Regions from separate parts of the Mus musculus genome. Here all the other regions are linked to region 3. A link is a loop called in an ENCODE intact Hi-C map of the cell type or tissue named here. Cell type or tissue: left cerebral cortex. All regions are shown on one strand. Links, peaks and the distances in the headings refer to the core of each region. The heading gives the core; the rest is flanking DNA.

What was found. A loop is a pair of places that touch in the nucleus more often than their neighbours do. Peaks named below come from ENCODE experiments on the same cell type or tissue, not always from the same donor. Only the 100,000 strongest peaks of a DNase experiment are listed, where the experiment ranks them.
Region 1: a loop joins it to region 3, with 8 times the contacts of the local background. A loop is called at or near these places in 8 of 42 quality-filtered maps.
Region 2: it touches region 3 in a loop (11-fold over the local background); 19 of 42 quality-filtered maps call a loop at or near these places.

What each region holds. Positions count from the first base shown.
Region 1 is chr11:103,416,991-103,422,311 of GRCm38, forward strand. Gm39397 (a long non-coding RNA gene) reads left to right here and starts at 4,438. Exons shown (of 2, transcript XR_880238.2): 1 at 4,438-4,822; 2 at 4,922-5,052. In left cerebral cortex, for the core only: CTCF peaks have their summits at 2,560, 3,417 (motif pointing left) and 4,513; no DNase peak of the experiment used is centred there.
Region 2 is chr11:103,331,275-103,336,595 of GRCm38, forward strand. Arhgap27 (Rho GTPase activating protein 27) reads right to left here. Exons shown (of 18, transcript NM_001205236.1): 11 at 3,927-4,025; 12 at 2,984-3,089; 13 at 2,737-2,859; 14 at 2,566-2,664; 15 at 2,297-2,374; 16 at 2,071-2,205; 17 at 1,877-1,982; 18 at 210-1,766. The coding sequence ends at 1,589. Among named protein-coding and RNA genes, the nearest start is that of Arhgap27os3, 11 kb to the right of the region's middle. In left cerebral cortex, for the core only: CTCF peaks have their summits at 1,446 (motif pointing right) and 2,883 (motif pointing right); DNase peaks (open chromatin) are centred at 1,143, 1,457, 2,048, 2,105 and 1 more place; H3K4me3 peaks cover 1,215 bases; H3K27ac peaks cover 633 bases.
Region 3 is chr11:103,553,142-103,558,462 of GRCm38, forward strand. The region is part of intron 7 of Gm884 (predicted gene 884); the gene reads right to left. Among named protein-coding and RNA genes, the nearest start is that of Lrrc37a, 51 kb to the left of the region's middle. In left cerebral cortex, for the core only: a CTCF peak has its summit at 3,111 (motif pointing left); a DNase peak (open chromatin) is centred at 3,110.

The sequences.
Region 1 (5,321 bases), core at 147-5,146, 140 kb before region 3:
TGGCTAGGGTCATGTTATAGTGTTGTCTAATTGTCTTTTTCTTTTCAATCCTCACTCCCTCTCTTGAGACTCTATTTGGCTGACTCAGTTGGCTTGGTCAGAGATATATCCCCAACACCTACAACTTAAAAAAAATTAATGTCTTCAAGGGGCTAGAGAGAAAAGACTTGGGTTCAGTTCCCGAACACATTATTTCTCCCCCCACGCCTCCCCACACTGTGTGTGTGTGTGTGTGTGTGTGTGTGTGTGTGTGTGTGTATGCTTTTACACTTGGAGATCAGAAAACCACCTGAGGGAGGCTAAGAGTGTGTACCGTTCTTGCAGAAGGCCTGAGTTCAGTCCCTTCTACCCCTGTTGGGTGGCTCACAGCTACCCATGACTCCAGGCTGGCAGCATGGTGATGTTCACCTGTAATCTTAGCACTCGAGAGGCAGAGGCAGGTGGACCTCTGAGACTCCAGGCCAGGCAGGACTACACGGTGAGAGTGAAAACACAGGGGAGGCGTCCTGCATTGCACCCTTCTGGGCTCTCTTTGTGAAGACAGCTGCCATCCCCAGTGTTCTCTGTGTCCTTCCAGAAAGGCCCTATAGAAACATGATCTGTTAGAGCTGACGAAGTGAGCCTGGCATGGTGACATTCACCTGTAATCCTAGCCAGCCTGGTTTACTTAGTGTGTTCTATAGCAAGACTATGTTTAAAACAAGCAACAATAAAAATGGAGTAGATGCATGCTGAGGAAGTGGCCTTGAACCGTGGACCTTTAATCAGCTACATGTGGGTACTTAACACTTTAAACATGGCTTGTGTGATGTTAAGGGCTAACTCTTACACGTTATTTCATTTGCACTTATTAAATAGCTGTTTAATTTACATAGTGATAGGTGAGCAGTGACCAGTATTGGACCTTCTTTTCTCTACACAAAACACAATGCTTAGCATCACATTGTACTGGGATAGCCTCGCTACTCAACCCCTACTTAAGAAGATTTTTTTTTCTAGTCTCTCCCTCATTTTAAAAACTCACTACAGAGTCAACAAAGACTATGAGAAGAATGTTCCTAAAATACAAGAATAGACTGCAGACCTGCCTTCAGTCATTAGAATTCTCCTTAAGGAAGCCCCACCTACCTGGAGCAGTGGGAGCTGACCAATCCAGCTGTTCCTGTGTTTGAACTTGAATGACCTCCAAACGCCCACATGATAGTGGTTTGGTCCTTAGCCTGACGCTGTGGAGAGTTTATAGAAATGTTAAGAAATTGAACTTAGAAAGAGGTCTTTCAGTCACTAGGAATTGAGCCTCAGAGGAGACAATAGGACCACACCTCTTCTTCCTTCTTTTATACCCAGCTGTGAATATGTTTCTTCCAAGTGTGTGTGTGTGTGTGTGTGTGTGTGCAGGGTGTCACCATGTTGTACTGTCCCGCTGCAGGCCCACTCAGTGATGACTGATCCATCCAAAATCGCATGCCAAAGCAAACCTTTCCTCCTAAACAAACAAACACTACAAAAGGCCTGGAGCCCAGGGGCCATCAGTTTTTATGACAAGATATAAAGTCATCCACATATGTTATAATCAAGGCATCCTATGGCACACTGACCATCCCTTTCCTCTATCATCCTAACCTGAGATGACTCCATGCTGTGGGGACTGGGGAGTAACTGTCATGAGTCACCAACTGTCCTAGGGTACCCTCTGCATGCATGAGGCCTGGGCCCACTTCAGGGTTCATCACAGTCCTCCTTCAGTGGTTCCCCTAGGAAGGCAGCAGTTGCAGCAGGACAGCTGTCACGAGCCTTGCCTTTGCCTGGTAGTTACCCCAAGGAGCCTGGGAGGGAGTGGTCAGTGCTGATGGGCAAGCTCAGGACCTGGAGTTCTCAAGTGGGTCACTGAGTGGATTCACACCTTTAGACAGCTTTCCTAGCAGGACATTTTAGGTGATGCGAATCTTTTTGGTGGTGTTAGGGGTGCGGGGGGTGGTTCAGGAGTGGTGAGCTCTTGTCTCATTAGGTAGCCCAAGATGGCCTGGAACTCCTGAATGTGAGGATTGGGACACTATCTTCAGAATTCTCTGTGGGAGGCAATAGATTCAGGATTTGGTGGCAGAGACCCCTGGGTGCAGATCTCAGCTTCAAAGGGCACAGTCTCTATAGTTCGTGGATCATGCGATGCCTTGGTAAGCCAGTCTGTGTTCTACAAGTCACTTGTGGAGGGTGAAGGAAAAAGACTGAAACTGAAACATACTCGGGAATATTCCCAAGTCATTCATGAGGCATGGCTCAGTTCTAAGCACTTCAGGAAGGGTGTGGTTGAAGAGGAAGGAGTTATGGTTCTTGTCCCATCAGGGTTTCTGACACCAAAGAGAACTGAGTCCAGAGGCCACTTCCTGTCGCTATGGTGAACACTAGAAGAATGAGCTCAGGTTTATGCAGCCTCCAAACCAGGGCTCCTCATACCCTGGCAGAGTACCAGGTCTCAGTCTCCAGCACCTCCCAGCATCCAGTCTCATTGTGGCTGCACTGCCCTTTCCTGTCCCCCGGCACCGGGCTTCCCCTAGTGGCTTGCCTTGGCCTGTGGCATGAAATACTAAGCCTGTGCTTGCGGAGACTTCCTAAGGTTGTGCTGGCCTCTGCTTTCGCAGAAGAGCTTCTCCTGGGTACCTGCTGCCTCTCCAGCCTGGGTGACAGAGTCAGCAGGATGGAACTGGGCTGCAGGGGCTCAGAAACCAGCCAGCAGTACGTGTCCATCGCTAGCATAGTCGGCTGAGGACCCGTGAGGATTCTTGTCCTAACCCTTAAGTTTGAAGACGGTGTATTTCACTACACCATTGTGGCAATAGCTGACCTTTTATTAGGTTGTAAGTTCACGCTGAAAGGAGGAAGCAGCACCACAGTGTGTTACGAGAGAAGCGTACTGAGTTCTTACTGAGTACTCTGTTTGAGTCGAGGGCAGGGCACCCAGATGGTTCATTTGTTCAGTGGATAAAGGTGCTTGCTGCTGCCGATGCAAACCCGAGTTTGGTTATCATGAGTCCACGTAAAGGTTGAAGGATACAACCGACACCAGGAACTTCTGCACGCTGTCTAACCCGCACATACAATGATGAAAAGAAGTCTGGGATGTAGCTCAGTTGGCAGAGTGGTTGTCCAGCTCATGAACCTTTGAGATCCATCCCAGCACGGAAGCAGGATGGCACAGTCCTATAATCCCAGCACTCAGAAGGTGATAACTGTAGGGTCCTAATGTTAAAGTCTTTCTTAGACACAGGTAGTAGAGCAGCAGCCTGGGCTACGTGAGACCCAGACTCAAAACAGACCGACAAAACCAAAATTATCCTGGGCTGGAGAGATGGCTCAGCAGTTAAGAGCACTGTACTGCTCTTCTGAAGATCCTGAGTTCAAATCCCAAACCAGTTCAAACCACATGGTAGCTCACAACCATCTGTAATGAGATCTGACACCCTCTTCTGGTGTGTCTGAAGATAGCAACAGTGTACTTACATATGCTGGAGCAAGCCAGGCCGGAGTGAGCAGAGGTCCTGAGTTCAATTTCCAGCAACCACGTGATGGCTCACAACCATCTGTACAGCTATAGTGTACTCATATACATAAAATTAAAAAAAAAAACAAAATTATCTTATAGCCGAAACACATCATTTATAAGGCTGAGGCCGAGGGATCATAGTGACTTCAAGTCCAGCCTGGGCTACAGTGTTGAGACCCTATCTCAATATGTGTGTGTGTTTTATATATATATATGTGTGTGTGTGTGTGTGTATGTGTATATATGTGTATATATGTATATATGTGTGTGTATATATATATATATATATATATATATATATATAGTGTGTGTGTGTGTGTGTATGTGTGTATACATATGGAACACTTCACAAATGTGTCATTCTTTTACAGGACCATGCTAAGGTATGTATAATTCCAATTTTACTATATGTGCTGCAGGCTAGTGTGTGTGTGTGTGTGTGTGTGTGTGTGTATGTGTGTATACATATGGAACACTTCACAAATGTGTCATTCTTTTACAGGACCATGCTAAGGTATGTATAATTCCAATTTTACTATATGTGCTGCAGGCTAGTGTGTGTGTGTGTGTGTGTGTGTGTGTGTATGTGTGTATACATATGGAACACTTCACAAATGTGTCATTCTTTTACAGGACCATGCTAAGGTATGTATAATTCCAATTTTACTATATGTGCTGCAGGCTAGTGTGTGTGTGTGTGTGTGTGTGTGTGTGTGTGTGTGTGTGTAGTGGTGAAAGGGAAGGTACTACCATGTGTGTAATTTGTAGGTGTTGGTTTTCTCCTTCTACTGTTTAGGCACTGAGCTCCCTGGCTGAGCTAGCTGTCCCACTGACTGCTGTCCTCTGACTGCTGTCCTCTGTCTCCCTAGGGATACTGCAGTCTGAAGCTTTCTTAGCAGCCCCAAGTCCGAGTCTCAGGTTCCTCCAGCCGCAGAAGCCCAAACTTTCCATAGTGTGGCGCCAAACCCTCCTTCAACGTCACCATCCTCAGAAAGCCTCTTTATCCTCTTTCCACTTCTGCTGTAGGCTTCAAGTCCATGTCATCACTCCCTCTCCCTACACACACACCTCAGGGGTTGGGGACTAGGGACAGAATGCAGGGGCTCATATGTTAGGATGCTAGGTACAACTCCCCGTCCGTCCTTCACCGTCCCTTTCCTATTTTGAATGGGTGTGTTCCCCTCTTACCTCTCTTCCAGAACGCAAGATGACAGCTCACCATCCCACCAAGGCTTCGGAAGCCAGAGCTTGTGGGGCCTGGCAAGAGGCTCTGGGCTACAGGTGGGCACTCCATCTGGGCAATGCTATCTGTGTTGGGAAGCCCAAAGGTAAGAACCCAGCCTGCCTCTCAGACTTAACTAGACACCAATCTTCCTTTAGGGCTCCACCTGGGTCCTCCCCATTCCTCTCCCTGGTGACTCCCAGCCTGAAAGAAGCCAGAGGACTTTGTCATCTGTCTACCCTGTGGTACCTTAGTCCTTTAAATGAGTGTATAAAGCTTGCTAAATCTCTTTGTCTTGGAGATTGACTTGGGGATGGGGGAGGGGCACATAAGGATGGAAAGGGGAGGTGTTGGGGACCAACTGCTTAAATAAGTAGCCCAGTGCTGTTCAAGGATAGAGGTGCACAGATGGTATTTGAAGAAGTGACATTTCTTTATAATACCTTTTTTGGGCAATATCGTCATCCCCCCCATTCCCACACACACACACCAGGAGTTGGGGGACTAGGTACAGAATGCAGGGCCTCATTGCAGGGTGCAGTTTGAAAGAGGGCTACG
Region 2 (5,321 bases), core at 147-5,146, 220 kb before region 3:
GAAGGAAGGAAGGAAAGGTGTCAGCTGAGCCTGATGATGCAATGTCAATGCTTGAGAGGTGGAGGCAGGATGGTCAGAAGTTCAAGGCCCTCCTCAGCTGTACACTGAGGCAGGCTGAGGTTCAGAGTAGCTTTCCACATCCTACAACGCTCTGCTGAGAGTCCAAGGTGTTTAAGCTAGAATCCAGTCTTCCAGGCTACTACCAGAGTACATTCGCCAAAGTAGGAGAATAAACATTTTATTTAACAGTTAGTCATTAGCTTGCCTTAGGACTTTAAATATATAGGTGTACAGCAAGAGGCCTCTATTTGTTCTCTTCTGCGCCCTGCTACCATCAGGGCTGGGCTTGCATCAGCCGTACTCACTGGGAGCCCCAAGCTCCAGAACGCATGCGTAGAACCCCTGCCCCAGGGCACAGTGCCAGGCACATGAGGACCCACAATAAATATGGACTGCATGAAACCAAGGGAGAAGCCTGTGGGAAAGGCTGGCATAGTCTGAATGCTCAATAAATATTAGCTATTATTGTTTGTTGAGTCAGTGGGGGTGGGTGGAGCTGGGGGCTCAGATCCATAGATTGAGGTGCACGAGGGAGGAAGCGGGCAGTTGACACAGGTTCAACTGTTTGCCTAAGGCTGTGACCTCCCGGACAGGCCTCTGCATGGCAAGTGGGTACCAGGTAGGCATCCAGCCAGCCAGGATGTAGACAGTGGTTGGGGGCTTTAGGTAGGCACCCAGCCAGGGTGTAGACAGCAGCTGGAGGCTTCTATTCATGCTGCCCCCCCAAACAGCTGTGGTAGGTTCCCTGCTGCCTTCGGGGGGCCCCCAACCTCTAACCTACACGAAGTGCTCCAGCATTTACTCTGGTCTACCTACAGGCTGTGCTGCAGTGGGGCAGGGGCGTGACTCCCTCTTCTAGAAGCTGGGCTTGCTGTGGGGATAGCCTTTGCAGGGAATCAGATCACCTATGGACCCCTGAAGTACTGTGACTTCTGCAAGCCCCAGATTGCCAGGTTTGGTATGTGGTTAGTATGAAGAACGTCTGTAGAGAGCGGGTGTGGCCCAAGGAGAGAGGGAAGCATCGGAAAAGTTCTCAGGAGGCCTGCATCAGGGTGGCACTGGAGCAGAAGGCTGAGGGAGGCAGTCAGTGGCCTGGGCTGGCAGCCAGGGTCAGTCCTCCCCTGGCAGCAGAGACAATGTCAGTAGCTGCTTCATGACCTCTTGCGTAGCATGGGGCCTACAGGGTCTCCACCAAGGCCTGGACAGGTACAGGCTTAAGGAAACCAGAACGCCCTCACCAAAATCCCCTCTCCCAGCTGTGGGTGGGTGGTGGTGGTGGAACTAGAAAGACATTCATTTCCCTCCACCAGGCACGTTCTCACATCCACACAATAGGCGGCGCTGTAATTAGGGAAATGGCCCTAATGGGGACGCGAGAGGGAGAAATCACATTTCATGAACTGCCCACCAGGGGTCACTGTACCCTCTGAATGGAAGGGCGTTGAAGTCACAGTGCAGCGGGGGTGGGAAGCGGAGAGCCTCAGAGGAGGTCCAGCCTCACGGCCTCCAGCTAACCCACGGTCCACAGTCAGTGCGGTGGGAAGATGTCCGCGCACTGATGTAGGATGAGCTCCACCACCTGGTTCTGGAACACCATGGTCATGGGCATGCTGGCCTCCTCCATCTCTGGCCGCAGCAGCGTGGGTCCGAACACTATGGCCACATTCTGCACAGTCATACGGTTCTGCTCGCCATGCTCGATGACCCTGCAGTGGGATTGGTGGGATTAAGAGGTTAGAGATTGGGGAGTCTCTCAACATGGGCTCCAGCCACGACTAGCCCTCCTCTTTTGCCCCAGGAAATACGGCTCGCTCACCGGCAGAGATGCTGGATGAGCAGTCGGAGCGTGTCCTGGTTGGGAGCTGGCAGCGTGCGCACCAGGTCACGCACGCAGCGGCTGCGCTGGGCTGGGTCCTGCAGCTCTGAGTGAAAGAAGGGACCAGAGATGGTCTGCTGGCTGTAACGAAAGCGGGCCAGCCTCCCCATCCCTCCTTTTCCCAAGCCACTCACTAATGGCTGCTATGAACTGGTGGAAGTGCGAGAAGGGGAAGAGAGGTTCCGGCAGCTCTCGGAAGAAGAGCTTCAGGGCACCCGTGATCACGTGGACGTCTTCCCAGCGCCCGTCGTCCAAGTCCAAGCGTTCATCTGCCGCAGGGAAGGGCCCAGGGGATTGAGAGGCAGTCAGCACCCCCACATTCCTCCAGGCCCCAGGGCAGGGACTGGAAAAAGGCCTCACCGTGATCCACCTTATAGCGCAGCTTCTGGATGGTAGCCAGGTTCCCACTGATGCGGTACAGCCCATCAATATCCAGCCCTGCGGGAAAGGAAATGGCTGACCCTGGAAGGACTGGGGCACCTGACGATTTCTACTCAGGGTTTTCATACTCGGAGTTTTTCCGGCTCCTTCTTCTTGACCCTGTGCTCACCCAGGGGGGGGGGGTCTCCACCCTTAGCTCCCTAAAAGCCGGTCGTGAGGCGCTGCCTTGTCTGCGCATGCATACATACCCCGGGCCTCGACGGTGCGGATGCATTGCTGCACGAAGCGTGGCACAGGGCTCCTCTCGCGCTCACACAGTTGAGCCAGCGCGCATCCAAACACCTGGTCTGGGGGAGAGGTTGGTCAGCGCTGCCCTGCCCCGCGCCACCTGAGCCCGGATCCCGGCGAACTGCAGGTACCTTTGATGTAGCCCTTGTCCCGCAAAGACTGCAGAGTGGGTCGTCTCTGTAGGAATTTACGGAGCTTGTGCCGGACTCTGCTCAAGTCGCTTTCCAGGCCTCCGGGGCTGAGCGAGGGTGAGGCTGTCACAGACCGAACTCAGTCAGCAGGTGGCAGTAATGGCCCTAGACTCTAACCAGGGCATCACTTCCCGTCCCCCAGCGGGGGAGTCTTCTGGTCGCCTTCCCACCTGATCCCATCGCACACCTGCGTTCTGCCGTACATCCTCCTCCCGCCAGCTTCCGAGGCGCTCACTGGACCCGAAATCAGCACTGCTGGGCTCACCTTCCTCCCCTTGGAGCAGGTCTGCAGACTGGCAATCAGACAACCTCAGAGAAGCAAGGCCTGGGGCGGACTGGGGCCTCTCCCGACCAGCTCTGGCCTCGAGACGCCCCAGGAAGAGCTTGTTTTTCTCTTGTCAGTTTACTGTCCCAGCAATCAGACCTTCCACCTTCCCTGACTGCACAGTCCTCCAGGAGCTGCAAGGTTATCTATCCTCTCCCATTCTTACCCTGGCCACCTCTAGCCTCCTCTCAGTTCCTCAACTGTCTCCATCCCATTAGACTGGCTGCCACTATGAACTTACAATTCATATTGTAAGGCCAAGACCTCTGTTGATCATGCCAACAGTGCCTCCTGTCTCTGGATTCCTACAACCGAAATCTGTACCCAGTGCTAACCCATATGGAATTAAGAGACAGATATTATCAGGCCATTGTCATATAAGTAGCTGTTGATTTTGTCAGAGCCCTGGATCAAATTCAGGACCATTTGCATGCCAGGCAACCCCTCTGTCACACTCTGTCACTGAGCTATCCCCACAACCCATAATTGGCACTACTGGGGCTGTGGCTCCAGGGCAAAGCACTTGTCTAGAAGACATAAGGCCCTTGGATTCAATCTGTTAATGCTTTATCTTCTAGTTGTAGCCGTCATTCCTGTCTGGTTCCTAAGACCCAATTCCTGAGTCTGGTTCCCTCCCTCCCTCAAAATGACATGTCTCTTCAGGTTGTTCCTGTCCCCTCCTGTAGAGTCTTGCAAAACCAGCCCCAGAGCTGGTGTCATGAGGTTCTCTGTGCATAGCTGAGGAGCCTGCATAAAAAGCCCAAGTCCCTCCCTATCAGCCCCGGAGGTTCCCCGCTCTGCCTACCAGCTCTGAGATGCCTTCGGCAATGGCTTTGTGCCAGGTGCTGATGATGGCTTCGGAGTCGTGCTGGATCAGGTACTCCGAGCCATCTCGGCTTCGAAGCTGGAGGGACAAGTAGTCACACAAATCAGTTTAGTTCCCTATTCCTTCATCTACCTTGGGAGTAGGCTTAGAGAGAGAGAGAGAGAGAGAGAGAGAGAGAGAGAGAGAGAGTGTGTGTGTGTGTGTGTGTACTGAGAGGGAGGTGACAGGTCCCTGCCCTAAGCAACTCAGAGCCTAATAGAGCAAAGGCCACAGCCAGGCCTAATTCTTTCTCTTTGTTTAATGCTGTGGGTAACAGGTCCAGTACATTTGAATCACTTTTATGGGCATACAGCTCATAGTTATAGAGCTCATTGCTGCCCGCCACAGAACACAACACCCCCCCCCCCCAGGTCCCAAGCAAATGATAGAAAATTCCTATGGAAGATCCTTGCTGCTGGAAGAGCAATGGGGAAAACTACAGGGCGGAGCAGAAACAGATGCTCGATGATCCCAAACACCCGGAGGCTATGGAGTTTCGCCAGCTGCAAAGCCTGGCTTTAGAAGTCTACATCAGTCTTGCCCTTTGGTCCAGAGAGAGGCAGACAGCAGAATCTGGCTCACACAGTGGGGAACAACTTCTAGACTCAGAGAAAACTGTCCTTTGGTTCTTCTCTTTTTAAAATTATAACTAAGAGGCAGCAGAGATGGCTCAGCCAGCAGTGAAGAGAGCTTGTTGCTCTTGCAGAAGATCTGGGTTTGGTTCCTAGCACCCACCAGGTGGCTGACAACCATTCAGTTCCAGGGAACCCAATATCCCTCCCTTTCTGACTTCTGTGGGGTACCAGGCACACATGTGATGTGCGAGCGTGTGCGTGTGCGTGCACACACACATATGTATACATGAAGGCAAAAGATTCACATATATAGAATAAATAAATCTAGAACCAACTAAAGCTTGGAGAACGGTAAAAACAGGACACCAGGGCTTCCGGCAGCCAGGCTTCTGCACTTCTCCCTAATACGCTATCTGAAGCAGTCCTAAGGTCCCAGCTCAGTTTCCGTGGGGCTCTTTAGAAGGACACTTGTCCCACTAGACCCCAGGTTCATAGAAACACATTAGAAAGCTCTTTAAGAACCAAGGATCAGGAAACAGCTTAGATTCCCCGGAACTGAGAGAGGATCCTCTCCCCCACGGTAAAGATCTGTCTGTGTAACTGATGGCTGTCCCTTTTCTCTTTTGCTGCCTGGAGAACCTAACTTTCTCTCAGTGAGTACCAGAGCATCTGCTACTCACTGTCTGCCCCTAGTTCCTCCCCATGCTGGACCATCCCTAACTTGTTTGGCCAGCTGCTGGCTACTGGTTTTTGTTAGGTA
Region 3 (5,321 bases), core at 281-5,280:
AAAGCAGACAGAGCAGGCAGGCTTCCTCTTACCATGAGACAGGGTTTTTCTTAAGAGCAGGATTCTTCTTACTGAAAAGGACAGGGCTTTTTCATACTCAACAAAAAGATAGAAGTTTTTTCTTTCTCTGAGCAATAAAGGTTGAAGCTTATTTTTTGTCCAGAATAAGAGTTCTTTCTGCACTGGTGCTTGCTCAACGAAATCTGTTGATGGGGGCTTTTGTTCCATCCACCAAGTGTCTGTGTGTGTGTGTGTGTGTGTGTGTGTGTGTGTGTGTGTGTGTGTGTATGTATGTATGTATGTATGTATGTATGTATGTATGTGTTCATGTATGTAAGTATGCACAAATACTTGTGGAGTTGATGAGATAGGTGGTTGGGCCCAACATGTCTGTGTGTATGGATAAAGGTGTGTGTTTCTGTGCATAATACCTGTGTAAGTTTTTCTTACTGCAAGTATGACTTTCTTTTCCTGGCTCACTAAAAATTAATTGCTCCAAGCCTCCCTCTTACCTAGCCAGTAAGAGTCGAGGCCATAAAGAAAAGAACTCTAACAATTAATCTTTACTTAATTATCTGCTGCTGCCAGCAGGACCTAATTACCAAAGGTATATCTGTATGTCTGCCTATATGGATGTACACTTAAGAGTGAGAAGAGTTTAGAGTTTCTTGCTGGGCAGTCTTGTCGGCTCCAGATATTTAAGTTTTATTCTATCAGTCATATTGACCCTGTAAGTTGCCTGATGCTATCACTGGGCCCATCTGCTATCAGCATGATCCCAATGCCAGATACTTCCCTCCAGCAGCTGCATTCCAGAGAGAGAGAGAAATGAGGCTCCCAGCAACCAGAGGACCCCTATGATAAGCACACTTAGCCAAGTGGCTGGGTACAAAATCAACTAAAAATAATCAGTTGCCCTCCTTTATACAAACAGGATACGGGTTGAAAAGGTAATTAGGGAAACAACACCCTTTACAATAGACAGAAATAGTATAAAATATCTTTGTATAACTTCAACCAAGCAAGTAAAAGACATGTATGACAAGAACTTCAAGTCTCTGAAGAAAGAAACTAAAGAAGATATCAGAAGATGGAAAGATCTCCCATGCTTGTGGATCAGTAGGTAGGATTAACAGTAAAAATGGCCATCTTACCAAAAGCAATCTACAGATTCCATGTAATTCCCACCAAAATTCCAACACAATTCTTTACAGACCTTGAAGAAATAAGTCTAAACTTCATATGGAAAATCAAAAAACAAAACAAAACAAAAAAACCCTAAATAACCCAATTTAAAATGGGGTTCAGAGCTAAACAGAGAATTCTCAACAGAGGAATCTTGAATGGCCAAGAAGCATTTAAAGAAATGTTCAACATTCTTAGTTATTAGGGAAGTGCATATCAAAACATCTGAGATTCCACCTTATACCCATCAGAATGGCTAAGATCAAAAACTCAAATGACAGCACATATTAGCAGGACGTGGAGCAAAGTGAACACTCCTCCATTGCTGGTGGGAGTGAACACTGGCAGTTTCTCAGAAAATTGGGAATAGTTCTACCTCAAGACCCAGCTATACCACTTCTGGGCAAATACCCAAAGGATGCTCCACCATACTTCAAGGACACTTGCTCAACTATGTTCATAGTAGTTTTATTTCTAACAGCCAGAAACTTGAAACAACCCAGATATCCCTCAACCAAAGAATGGATAATGAAAATGTAGGTCATTTACACAATACTACTCAGCTATTAAAAACAAGAACATCATGAAATTTGCAGGCAAATGGATGGAACTAGAAAATATCATCCTGAGTGAGGTAATCCAAAAGGACATGCAAGGTATATACTTACTCAGTTATAAGTGGATATTAGTCACAAAGCACAGGATAACCACACTATAATCCACAGACCCAAGAAACCAAATATCAAGGAGGGTACAAAGAAGAATGCTTGAATCTCACTCAGAAGTGGAAATAAAATAGATATTGGAGGTAGATGGAGGGAGGGAACTAGGTGGGAGAGATGAATGGGGCAGAGGAATCATGTGTAGGGACAGCAGGGCTCGAGGGAATGGAAACTGGTGGCGGATGGGTGGGGTGTCATCTCTAAGATGTGCCAGAGATCGGAGATGGGGAAGGCTCCAGGGAGTCTATGGGGTAACTCTAGCTGAGACGGCTCTCAGTGAGGGATATGGAGCCTGAAGTGGCCACCTCCTGTAGCAAGGCAGGACTTCCAGTGGAGGGTTAAGGACACCAACTCAACTAGAAAATCTTCTACCCAAAATGTGTCCTGCCTACAAGATATACAGGAAAAAAGATGGAGCAGAGACTGAGGGAATGACTGGCCCAACTTGAGACCTATCCCATGAGCAGCAAACAATCCTTGACACTATTAATGATACTCAGATATGCTTGCAGACAGGAGCCTAGCATAATTGTCCTCTGAGATACTTCACCCAGAAGCTGATGGAAACAGACACACAGCCAAACATTAGATGGAGCTTGGGGGGTCTTGTGGAAGAGTTGGGGGAAGGATTGAGGGACCTAAAATGGATAGGAGCTCCACAAGAAGATCAACAGAGTCAACTAACCTGGACTCTTGGGGGTTCCCAGAGACTGAACCACCAGTCAAAGAGCAATCATAGGCTGGACCTAGATACCCCCCTCCATACATTACAGATGTGCAGCTTGGTCTTCATAACAGGTCTCCAACAACTGGAATGGGGGTTGTCCCTGACTATTGCCTGCCTGTGGATCCCATTAACCTAACTGGTCCACCTTGTCTGGCCTTAGTGGAAGAGGATGCACCGAGTCCTGCAGTGACTTGATGTGCCAGGATAGGTTGGTACCAGGGGGAGAGGCATGGACTCCCCCTTCTCAGAGGGGGAGAGGGGAGTATGGGGGCGGAGAGGCTGTTGTGGGGGCTGTAATAGTGATGTAAAGTGAATAAATAATTTAAAAAAGAAAGATCTTTTTAGGACTTGGATAAGAACTTAGATAAGGAGAGGCCTGAAAAAAAAAAAATCCATGCTAAGTTACAAGCAATAGAACAAAAATTAGACAACTCTTCAGATGAATCAATCTGAAGCCTATGGTGCCACCTTTTGACAAGACTGCAAAATGGCAGCCCAAGCCCATTTGACAAGCTATAATGATCCTTCCAGCTAAAATAAGACAATTAGCTCCAGATGAGAAATCTACAAGGGCTTAAGAAATTTGCACGGAAGATCATAGTCTTACAGAGTCTTAAAAAGATTTAAAGAAGTAGTAACACCCTATGCTTTACATTTACCCTATGTAAGACAGATACTTAATAATTGGGCCACACAAAATTGTATAATTCCAAAAGACTGTAGAGAGCTGATGTCAGACATCTTAGAATCTGACCCTCAACTACAATGGCTGACATGGTAGAAAGATGAGGCTTCAGTTATGGAGCAACAAAACCCAGACAGAGGCATCAATATTGTCAAGGATCAGTTGCTAGGTAAAGGTCAATATTCTGAATTAAAAGTACAGATTATGACCTTGGGCGTGGAGTCGGAGGACACCCCCAAAGTCCCTAGAGGACTCTCCACGTGATCTTAGGACCACCGGTGAGTGGAACACAACTTCTGTTCCATTCCAATCGCGCGCGGGACCTGAGACAGCATTAGGGAAGCAGAAAACCTGACCTGACCAGGGTCACAAGTCCCTTCTGGTTAGTGCCAGCACCTGGTCACCTTGGGTGCGGAGTTGGTGGACACCCCCAAGGTCCCTAGAGGACAGCTTCTGAGGCAGACCCCATTTCAGGCTCCAGACATCTGGGCATCTTTCCTGCCAGAGGAGAGGTGTCTGCCCTGCCCTGGGAGGGCTTTGCTGGAGCACCTCGGGGAGCCATCTTGGTTTCCAGATCCCTCTGAGACTAGTCTGCGCAGATGAGAGTGTGGAATACAGAAGCTAACAGCTTCTGGGACAAGCCAAAGTGAGACAGCTTCTGGGACAGGCCCTGTTTCAGGCCTTCATCTTATCTTCTACCAGGAGGCAGGTCCTAAACCAGATATCTGTGCACCTTCCCTGCAAGAGGAGAGCTTGCCTGCAGAGAGTGCTCTGACCACTGAAACTCAGGAGAGATCTAGTCTCCCAGGTCTGCCGATAGAGGCTAACAGAATCATGGGAGGAACGAGCTCTAACCAGAGACAACTATAACAACTAACTCCAGAGATTACCAGATGGTGAAAGGCAAACGTAAGAATCTTACTAACAGAAACCATGACCACTCACCATCATCAGAATGCAGCACTCCCAACTCACCCAGTCCTGGGCACCCCAACACACCCAAAAAGCTAGACCCGGATTTAAAAGCATATCTCATGATGATGGTAGAGGACATCAAGGAGGACTTTAATAACTCACTTAAAGAAATACAGGAGAACACTGCTAAAGAGTTACAAGTCTTTAGAAAAACAGGAAAACACAACCAAACAGGTAGAAGTTCTTAAAGAAAAACAGGAAAACACATCCAAACAGGTGATGAAAATGAACAAAACCATACTAGACCTAAAAGGGAAGTAGACACAATAAAGAAAACCCAAAGTGAGGCAACTCTGGAGATAGAAACCCTAGGAAAGAAATCTGGAACCATAGATGTGAGCGTCAGCAACAGAATACAAGAGATGGAAGGGAGAATCTCAGGTGCAGAAGATTACATAGAGAACATGGGCACAACAATCAAAGAAAATGCAAAGAGATCCTAACTCAAAACATCCAGGAAATCCAGGACACAATGAGAAGACCAAACCTACAGATAATAGGAGTAGATGAGAATGAAGATTTTCAACTTAAAGGGCCAGCAAATATCTTCAACAAAATTATAGAAGAAAACTTCCCAAAAACCTAAAGAAAGAGATGCCCATGGACATACAAGAAGCCTACAGAACTCCAAATAGACTGGACCAGAAAATAAATTCCTCCCGACACATAATAATCAGAACAACAAATGCACTAAATAAAGATGGAATATTAAAAACAGTAAGGGGAAAAGGTCAAGCAACATATAAAGGCAGGCATATCAGAATTACACCAGACTTTTCACCAGAGACTATGAAAGCCAGAAGATCCTGGACAGATGTTATATAGACACTAAGAGAACACAAATGCCAGCCCAGGCTACTATACCCAGCCAAACTTTCAATTACCATAGATGGAGAAACCAAAGTATTCCACGACAAAACCAAATTCACACATTATCTTTCCACGAATCCAGCCCTTCAAAGGATAACAACAGAAAAAGAAACAATACAAGGACAGAAACCACGCCATAGAAAAAGCTAGAAAGTAA